2 separate regions of the Homo sapiens genome follow, and region 1 is linked to region 2. A link is a contact called in ENCODE Hi-C data. All regions are on one chromosome and are shown on one strand. The core of a region is the stretch at or near the end of the contact, and the rest is flanking DNA. Distances in the headings are between cores, read along the strand shown.

What was found. Hi-C counts contacts between places; a loop is a spot of excess contacts on that map. Pooled maps may share reads with other maps.
Region 1: a loop to region 2 is called in a map of CD8-positive, alpha-beta T cell, with 28 times the contacts of the local background. The contact joins the promoter of IL1RAP here to the promoter of TMEM41A in region 2. A Hi-C loop is called at or near these places in 3 of 168 maps with a recorded cell type or tissue (CD4-positive, alpha-beta T cell, CD8-positive, alpha-beta T cell and naive thymus-derived CD4-positive, alpha-beta T cell) and 5 of 50 pooled maps.

Annotation. Positions count from the first base shown.
Region 1 is chr3:190,510,630-190,515,355 of GRCh38, forward strand. IL1RAP (interleukin 1 receptor accessory protein) reads left to right here and starts at 3,456. Exons shown (of 12, transcript NM_002182.4): 1 at 3,456-3,590. RefSeq lists enhancers at 2,803-2,892, 3,645-4,146, 4,147-4,646 and a silencer at 3,043-3,392.
Region 2 is chr3:185,496,380-185,500,690 of GRCh38, forward strand. TMEM41A (transmembrane protein 41A) reads right to left here and starts at 2,656. Exons shown (of 5, transcript NM_080652.4): 1 at 2,464-2,656; 2 at 449-602. The coding sequence starts at 2,582. It overlaps TMEM41A-DT (TMEM41A divergent transcript), which reads left to right and starts at 2,770. Exons shown (of 3, transcript XR_924792.3): 1 at 2,770-3,391. RefSeq lists a silencer at 2,638-2,777.

The sequences.
Region 1 (4,726 bases), core at 2,206-4,705, 5.0 Mb after region 2:
ATGAGAGAGAGTGATAACTCCAACTTTTTGACCTGAGCAACTGGGTAAAAGACAGTGTTGCTTACAAAGCTCTGGTTTGGTGTGGGGCAGAAATAAAGTTTGAATTTGAACATGTAAAGTTTGAGATGTATTTAAAACATCCAAGAAGGAGATATGAAGGAGGTAATATGGTATACAAAGTCTGGTTTGGGCTTTAGATTTAGATTTGCAAGTTATTATCATATTGATATTTTAGAAGGCCATGTGTCTGTCTGAGTTCCCCTAGGTAGAGAATATAACCACTTCAAGGATTGAGCTCTAGGACACTGGAACCTTCAGAGATCATGAAGAGGTAGAGGATTCAATAAGAATCTGATAAGGAACAGCAGATGAAATACATGAAAAACAAAGAGTCAAGTACGAGAGAGTGTGAAAGAGCAACAGATTATCTGTGTCTAATGCTGCTGATACATGTACAATGAAGACAGAGAATTGATCACCACATTTGGCAAAGTGAAGATCATTACAGATGCTGACTGTGGAGTGGTAGAGATAAATGTCTGAATGGATTGGGTTCAAGAGACTAGCAAACTCCTGATGCGTCTTACAGCTACAGCAAGATAATTAAAGATAACCTAAAAAAAAGGTGGAGGGTAAAAGCTGGGAGAAGAAGAGAATAATAATACCTTTCCAAATACATCAATCAATTGCAAAATATTTTATTGTGCATCTTCTATACATCCAGCAGTATTAGTCACTGACATCAATGAATTTGTAGCTTCATTTATTCATTTAGGCAACTATTATTCATCAAATGTTTAGTATGTGATGGATATTTAATGGGTATAGCTTTAAAATATTTTTCTCAATTGTTAGCATAACATTTTTTCATTTTTAATTATTACGGGTACATAATAGGTGTATATATGTATGGGTGACATGTGATGTTTTGATACATGCATACAATGTGTAATAATCACATCAGGGTAATGACAACAGGGTGTCATCACCTTGACCATTTGTCACTTCTTTGAGGAACATTCCAATTTCACTCTTACTTATTTTAAAATGCATAATTAATTATTGTTGACTGTAGTCACTCTGTTGTGCTATCAAGTGCTGGGTCTTATACATTCCAGCTAATTATATTTTTGCAACCGTTAACCATCCTCCCTTCCCCACAACTCCCTTGCCTCTGCTACTCTTCCCAGCCTCTGGTAACCATCATTCTACTCTCATATCTCAGTTCCTTTGTTTAATTTTTAGCTCCCACGTGTGAGTGAGAATTTGCAAAATTTGTCTTTCTGTGCTTGGTTTATTTCACTTAAATGTAAAAGGAAAAAGAGATGTTTCTATTTCTGTAATCCTAACATATCAACATTTTTTCACATTCCTTTCAATTGGTGTTCATCTCTCCACAACTTTTACTCAACCTTATTTTGTAAGCCTTTTTCTTTGTAGACATATTTCCATAATATGATAGTTATGATGCAAATATTTTATTCTGTGCGTAGACAGCGTTGGTTAACTAATCATTTTCATTTCCAACCATTTATATTGTGTTCAAACTACAATATACTATGAATATTTGTCTATATGATTATTCATCTTAATGTTATCTTCCTTAAGCTATGAGTAGCCCTTCAATGTCCGGGAATATACATCTGGTTCAATTCTGAATTACTAGCATCTGTTTGGCTTCTAGGTAGTACATGAGACTGAGTAGCGGCTGAGAGCATGAACGTCGAGTGTCTCTAGTCTCATTTTGTATTCTCCACTTGTAGGCCTGTAGCCTTGGTCAAGTTATTTAAATTCCCTTTATCTCCTTTATGAACTGGAGATAATAATAGCACCCTCCAGGTTGTATTGAGGGTTACCTGAATTAATATACACAAAGTCCTTATGATTGCACCTTTTTATTTTGTAAGCACTGTGTAAATGCTTCAGTGTACTATATATATATAAAAGTCTGTGCCCAGAATATATTTAAGGAATGAATAATAAATCAGAAAATGTTTTATTGTTGCTTCATACAGGTAACATTTTAAATTCTTTTGGATTATTTTCTCTTTGGTTCAGTGACAATGTTGTGAGCAGGTGCTGGGTCCCAGGTATCCTGAGATAAATAAAAATTTTGAGCAATTAATTTTCATAAGTGATGTCAAGAAGTAAAGTATCATGAACATTTCTATGGCTCCAATTACACTGATATTTCACCTTAGGAACTGAAGCTCCGCCAGGGCAGGGGCAGCCTCTGAGTTTCGTACTGCTGTGCACCTTTAGCAGCACGGGCACCTGCTGGTTTCATTTCCTTCCCACTCACCTGGGCCCTTTTCTTATTTCACATCTTTTTTCTCCTTTTCCTTAAATGCTTTCTCTGAATCTTGATTCTTGAAAATAAATTAGTAGGATTCAGTTAGGTAGGAGGAGGAGAAAAGAAGATGTGATGAGCAAGAAGATGTGCGAAGACTCGTCAGTCTGGTAGGTGGCTTTGGTTAGGGGGTTTCAGAAATGGGGACAGGTCATGAAGGGCCTTGCCAGTCAGGAAAAATCATGAGGCACTAGCAGTAGGAACACAGCAGAAGGTGCCTGAACAAGAGAGATGACTTAATGAAAGCCTTTATAACGCTTCCCGGGATATATTACAGACTACCATCTACAGTGGCAGAGGGCAGCTGAAGGAAGGCTCTTGCAAAAACTTGGGGAAATGGAAATGAATGAAGGCAAATATTTGTTTTGAGATTATTTCCTTCTATGTAACCTATTAGTTCTTTTATTCGTTCCCCATACATGTATTGAGTGCCTACTTTGTGCCAGGCACTGTGCTAGGCAATGGGTATATTACCAGTGGACAATACAGATTTAGTCTTGCTGTCATGTCCTGTTGCTTGCTCATATGAATGTCAGTTCAAGACAGCAAGAGCTCAGGACTGCGGAGATCGCATCTACATCCTGCCGCGCTCTGTGCCGGCACAGGGTGGTTGCGAAAATCGTGCAGTCTGAATTGATTCAAGGCCTTGCAGCATGATTGCTAAATACGTCGAGACAGGAAGAAAGGGCAGGGTGGCACCGATCTCAACTGCGAGAGCACGATCTTGCAATGAGCGCATGTGTGCGCCTCGGTGTGTAGTGAGGGGCGTAGCTTCCCACAGCGCCTGGCAGCGTGCCGAGCTGCGCTGCAGGACTAACCCTCTCCTTTCCCCGCGCGCTCAAGCCCGCACAGGCGGTGGCAGGGAGCCGAAGGGGCCGAGCGCAGCCTTGCATCCGTCCGCAGGCGGGCCCGGCGCCGCGCCTCCTGGCGGCGGGCGGGACCGTCCAGGACGCCGCCCCGCGGCCGCAGCTCCTGGAAGCCCAGAGCGCCGGTGGATCGCGAGCCAAGGCGGCGGGTGGAGCCTGAGCCGTGAGGCCGTGGCCAATCGCGCCGCTCCGGGGGAGGAGCCCCAAAGGGGGAAAAGAAAGTGCGGCGGAAAGTAAGAGGCTCACTGGGGAAGACTGCCGGGATCCAGGTCTCCGGGGTCCGCTTTGGCCAGAGGCGCGGAAGGAAGCAGTGCCCGGCGACACTGCACCCATCCCGGCTGCTTTTGCTGCGCCCTCTCAGCTTCCCAAGAAAGGTGAGTCTCGCGCCGCCGTGAGGGCTCAGAAGTCACCAAGCCGCAGAATCTCAGGGTAGACGGATTCTTAGAGATCCTATCGTTAAACCCTCCTACTTTACAGAAGAGGAAACTGAGGCACAGAACGAGGCAGCGGCTGGGATAGGTCATACTGCTAGTTAGGACTGGAGCCCGGATTCGAACCCAAACGTTCAGAGACCCATCTTTGCTTTGCAGGGATTTAAGTAACGCGGTTGTGGGACGTCTGCTCGTTGCCGCCCCCATCCTCAGCCCTTTGAGGGGTCTACCCTTGTTTTCCTCCTCACCGCCCCCTCCCCGCTACCACCCCCCGCCCCCATCTCCTCCTTGGTTTCTCCAGACCGCTGCTGGAAGCGCCGAGGACAGAAGGAAGCGGTGTGTCCCAGCACGCCCACTCGGTATCACGTCGCTCTCAGCGCAGAGCTGTGACAGCCTGGGAAAATGCTGCTTGCAGCCTCACTCCCTCTTCCCCTGACCTGCTTTCTCAGAAAGATGCCCCTTCAGAGGGTGTCGGACCAGCTTCTGGAGGAGCGCGGGGAGAGAGGAGCGAGGCCCGGGCGCCAGTGACCTCCTATGGTACTGTTTCTTCCCAGCCCCGGAGGAAGCGGAGCTAGTGGCCCTGTGGGGCACAGGGTGCCCCTCACTTGGGAAGAGCTGACTTCATGGAACCATAGAGCCCCTTCCCTCTTCTAAATACTGAGAGGGAGCAAGGAAGCTGAGTTAAAGAGAAAATCACAAACATAAAAGCAAACTTCGGCTGTTTCCTTTAAGAGCTAGCCCACAGCCTGTCTTCCCTCCACCTTCTGGTTGTGAAATTGTGAACCAGGGCGCCACGCGAAGCATTCTGCTGCTCTGCTGTACAGATCCCTGGTTTAGCTACTGGATGAGAAAGAGGACTTGAGTTTTGACTCCAGCTCTTCCATGTATTAGCAGTGTGAACTTGGGCAAGTTATCTCACCTTTCCGATACTGGGTTTTTCTTTTCTTTCTTTCTTCCTTTTTTTTTTTTCCAGCCAAAAAATGGAGATTTATAATGGTCACAATGAGCCCTTTGGGTAGTTGGAAGGATGAAATGGGATCATTCAAGTAGCATGTTTAGCACAGTGCCTGGCCTGGCAT
Region 2 (4,311 bases), core at 1,406-3,905:
CACCCTCAGGTCTGGATGTGGAGCCCCCACCAAGCAGCAGCTGGCTCTCTGCCCTGAAGAGGGATCAGTTCAAGACAGAAGACAGACACAGGGCAGCCTCAAGGAGTCAGCCCCTGACCCCGAGCCCCACACACCTCCCCTGCCTCTCTTGGACATGTTTGCTTTTCTTCTAGTTTCCGACAAGGAAACTGTTTGAGCAGGTCCAGCCTCAGCCTAGAGGAGAGAAACAGGCTGGGGTGGGAGAGGGAAGCAGTACAAAAGGAAGCTGTCAGTGTCTCCCACTTCGGTGCTCAATCCCTCCGTAAGTGCTGAGGGCCACTGTGTGCCAGCCCCGATACACCCACTGTCACTTTTAATCATCCCCACACAACAATCCCATGAGGTTACAGGGGAGTATCCAAATTTTACAGATAAGGAAACAGGGTTGGAGGGAGGGCAGGACACTGACCAGGAAGCTGGAGCCGGGGATGGCAAAGCCCTGTTTGTAGAGGTAGGCGCCGCAGAAGAGCAGGAACACGTAGGCCTGGTGCTCCTTCCGGTACTCTCGAAGGACCTCAGAGAGCTCCCGCAGCTCTGCCAGGTCGGAGGGGAACCACAGCGACCTGGGGATTTGGAAAAGCAGATGGAAACATGAGTTCAGATCAGTCCAGTGCCCATGAAAGTCACTCGCTGTGTCTTCTTTTCAGAGTAGGTTTATAAATATGCCCATCATCTGATCTGCTGGGAACACATACACTCCCAATGACAGATGACCTGATACGACGTTGCGGAGACAGACAGGAGAGCCCTAGTTTGGAAGCAAGAGACCTGGGTTAGCATCCCAACCCTGCTACTTTCTGTTTTACGTCCTTGGACTAGTCCCTGAGTCTCTTTCCTTATCTAAAAAGTGAGAGGTTGGTGCTAAACAGTCATTAAGTTCCCCTTTAGCTCTGGGATTTTAGAATCTGTTCTTAAGAGGCAAATGGATTCATTTCCAGGCAAGTTCTAAATGTCTCAAATTGCCTTCCTTTCAAGGACACTGCCTCCCCCACAAACCAAGAACAATTCAGACTTCAAACTGTTCCTGAGGTGCCAAGTAAAACGACTTTTTAGCATTCACTATAAAGCCAATTAGAGATTCTTCAGGAAAGTATATCTATCCCATAGGATAAATGTAACTTTTTTGATAATATGTCAGGCTTGAATCGAACCCTTTCAAAGAGCCTACTATTTAACTCTGCTCTTAATCTGGTCCTCAATGCACTTTGAATCCTGCCCAAGGGTTATAGTAGCAAGGCTATCTTGCCTCTGCCATCTGAACAGTCCTTGAATCCATCACTGATTAATCATGAGCAAACCCTCCTACTTCTCACGAGAGTTTCTCTCGGTATGTCCGACACCCACAGCAGAGCCTTCTTAGCTACAGCAAAAGAATACAGTAACTGAAAACAGCTGCCTTAATAGTCAAATATCAGTAATTCCCTTAACCACGCAATGCTGTACTAGGCACACTTCCATGCACTTTATAAAGAGTATGCAGCACTCACAAAAACCGGCCAGGTAAGTATTGCTCTGCCTCCTGCCTCGACCAGTCGTTCATTAGAAGGGGAAAAGGAGGCCAGGCGCGATGGCTCACGCCTGTAATCCCAACACTTTGGGAGGCTGAGGCAGGCGGATTACCTGAGGTCAGGAGTTCGAGACCAGCCTGGCCAACATAATGAGACCCCCCCCCCGCGTCCCTACTAAAAATACAAAAATTAGCCGGCCGTGGTGGCGCGCGCCTGTAGTCCCAATTACTTGGGAAACTGAGGCAGGTGAATCGCTTGAACCCGGGAGGAGGAGGTTAAAGTGAGCCGAGATCGCGCCACTGCACTCCAGCCTGGGTGACAGAGCAAGACTCCGTCTCAGAAAAAAAAAAAAAAAAGGTAAAAGTAGAGACAACCAGGAAGACGGGCAGAGTCGATAATTAATTCGTGAATAATTTAAAGTTGTCTATGCAATATTTCTCCTGAAGATCTAATGTCTAAAGTCTCAAGGGCAGACCTGACGTAAGTGGGGTGGGGAGGAGGAGAGACAGTTGAAAGTGGACTTGAAGAGGCTGGGGGCCCGCACGGGGGCGAAGGTGGGCTGGAAATGGGGCCCAGGGCTGGGACTGGGAAAGCAACGGCGCGGGCAGGCTCAGCGCCGCGTCTCCCTCGGCAAATCCACCCAACCAAAGGCACCGCGGCGTGACGCCCTGCACACCCTGCAGCCAGCACCACACAGGTCCCAGTCAGGCCCGGAGCCGGGCTCCCATCCACCCTTCTGTCCGAGACCGTGCGGACGCGGGCCCGGATACCAGACCCGGATTCCAGTCCGATAAGTGAACCTCAATTCCCAACGCCTCCGATACCGGAACCCGAATCTCCGAATCTCCGATTCCCAGCCCCGGTCCTCGGACCCGGCTCCCTTCCTCTGACCCGAACCCGGATTCCCGCCACGCACCTGCCTCCAGCCTCCTCGGTGGAGCCCAGTCTCCGCCCGCGGGGCAGTCGCGTCGACAGCAAGTACAAGGCGAAGGTGCAGCCGGCGAAGACCAGAAGGAGGCCGAGAAGCGGGCGCATGTCGGCTCCGCACCCCGGCCCGCGGGGCAGCCGAGAAGCTCACTTGCACTCCGGGACGCAGCGGCGGGCGGACTGAGCCCGCGGAGCACGTTCACTGACGGACCAGGGAGGGGTCCGCGCCGAGACCCGCCTCCGAACCAGGCCCCACCTCCTGAGCCAGGCCCCCGCCCCCGATTCTGACTCCGCCCTCTCTGTCCTTCGGTGGAGACTCCGGGAAAAACCTGCCTCCCAGTCTGCCCTCTCTCCGTCTGTCTGTGCTTGTTTTTCTACGTTTATCCCTGTCGCTTTCCCCACTTATTCTGCAGGCATGGCGCGCCCCCAGTGCCGGCTTGGTGCCAGGGCTGGGAGATCCGGGGGTGAATCGTGAGCCCGGCCCACAGCGAGCTTGCAGTCTAGAGATCAAGGCAGTCTTGTCCACAACCTGCTGTCACATAAAGCAAATGTAGCTGGTGTAGCACCAGGGGCTGCAATCAAGTGCGGTGGGGCGGCAATAGTGACCACGGAAATAATCAGAATTGCTTTTAATTCAGCTCCTACTATATTCCCGCATCCCTGAGCCTCACAATCATCCTCCAAGGTAGGTATTTTTGTCTTTCTCTAACAGATGAAAACTCTGAGTTTCAGAAGAATTAAATGACATCCCCCCAAAAGAGAGACAGTATAAGAATCCAAGTCAACCTGAGTCCAAAACCAGTGGCCCTTAACACTGTGTGGCTTTATGGAGGACATGGAGTTTAAGTTTACCTTCAAGGATGAGCAACACTTTTCTTCAAGCAGAAAAAGAAGGGAATGGGTGAACACGGTCCCAGGTAAGGCACCAGAATCCAGTTTCAGTGAAGCCTAAGGTATATGAGAAATAAGTGAGAATCTGGGGACAAACAAGAGTGCACTGAAGGCAGGCTAAGGAGTTAGATTTTTAATAATGTAGATGAGACACCAACAGAGGTGTTTAAGTAAGAGAATGATTTCGTTCCTGTTTTAGGATGTTCGCTTTGGCAGATGATTAGAATACGTGCTGACTTGATAGCCACAACTGTCCTGATAAGAAAGTACGCCGGCCTGGCTGGGCATGGTGGCTCACGCCTGTAATCCGAGGATTTTGGGAGGCCCAGGCGGGCGGATCACTTGATGTCAGGAGTTCGAGACCAGCCTGTCCAACATGGTGAAACCCCGTCTGTACTAAAAATACAATAATTAGCCGAGCATGATGGCATGTGCCTGTAATCCCAGCTACTCGGGAGGCTGAGGCACGAGAATCGCTTGAACCTGGAAGGCAGAGGTTGCAGTTACTTTCCCGACATTGCACCACTGCACTCCAGCCTTGGCGACAAGAGCGAAATTTTGTCTCAAAAAAGAAAGAAAGAAAGCACTCAGGCCTGACCCAGGACCACAGCAGTGGACATGGAGGGAGGAGGCTGGGGGTAGTTGGATTGGTATGATATGTCACTGAGTAAACGAAGGAAGGGACAGAAAGAGAACTCCAAAGTGTCAAAAGCCTGGACAACAGAGAGAAAGCATCCTTGTCCTATCATTTAAAGCACCTGTTGGGCCAAATAGGGAGCACCTTTCAGAATCCATGTGCACAAGATCTCAGCAATTCTACGTCCAAGAATGTAACCTACATCCAAGAATGTACTGGAATTTAATTCCACATCCAAGAATCCCCATAGGTAGCAAAGATGTATATTTAAGGGTATTCTCTCAGCTTTGTTTTTATGTTAGGAGATTG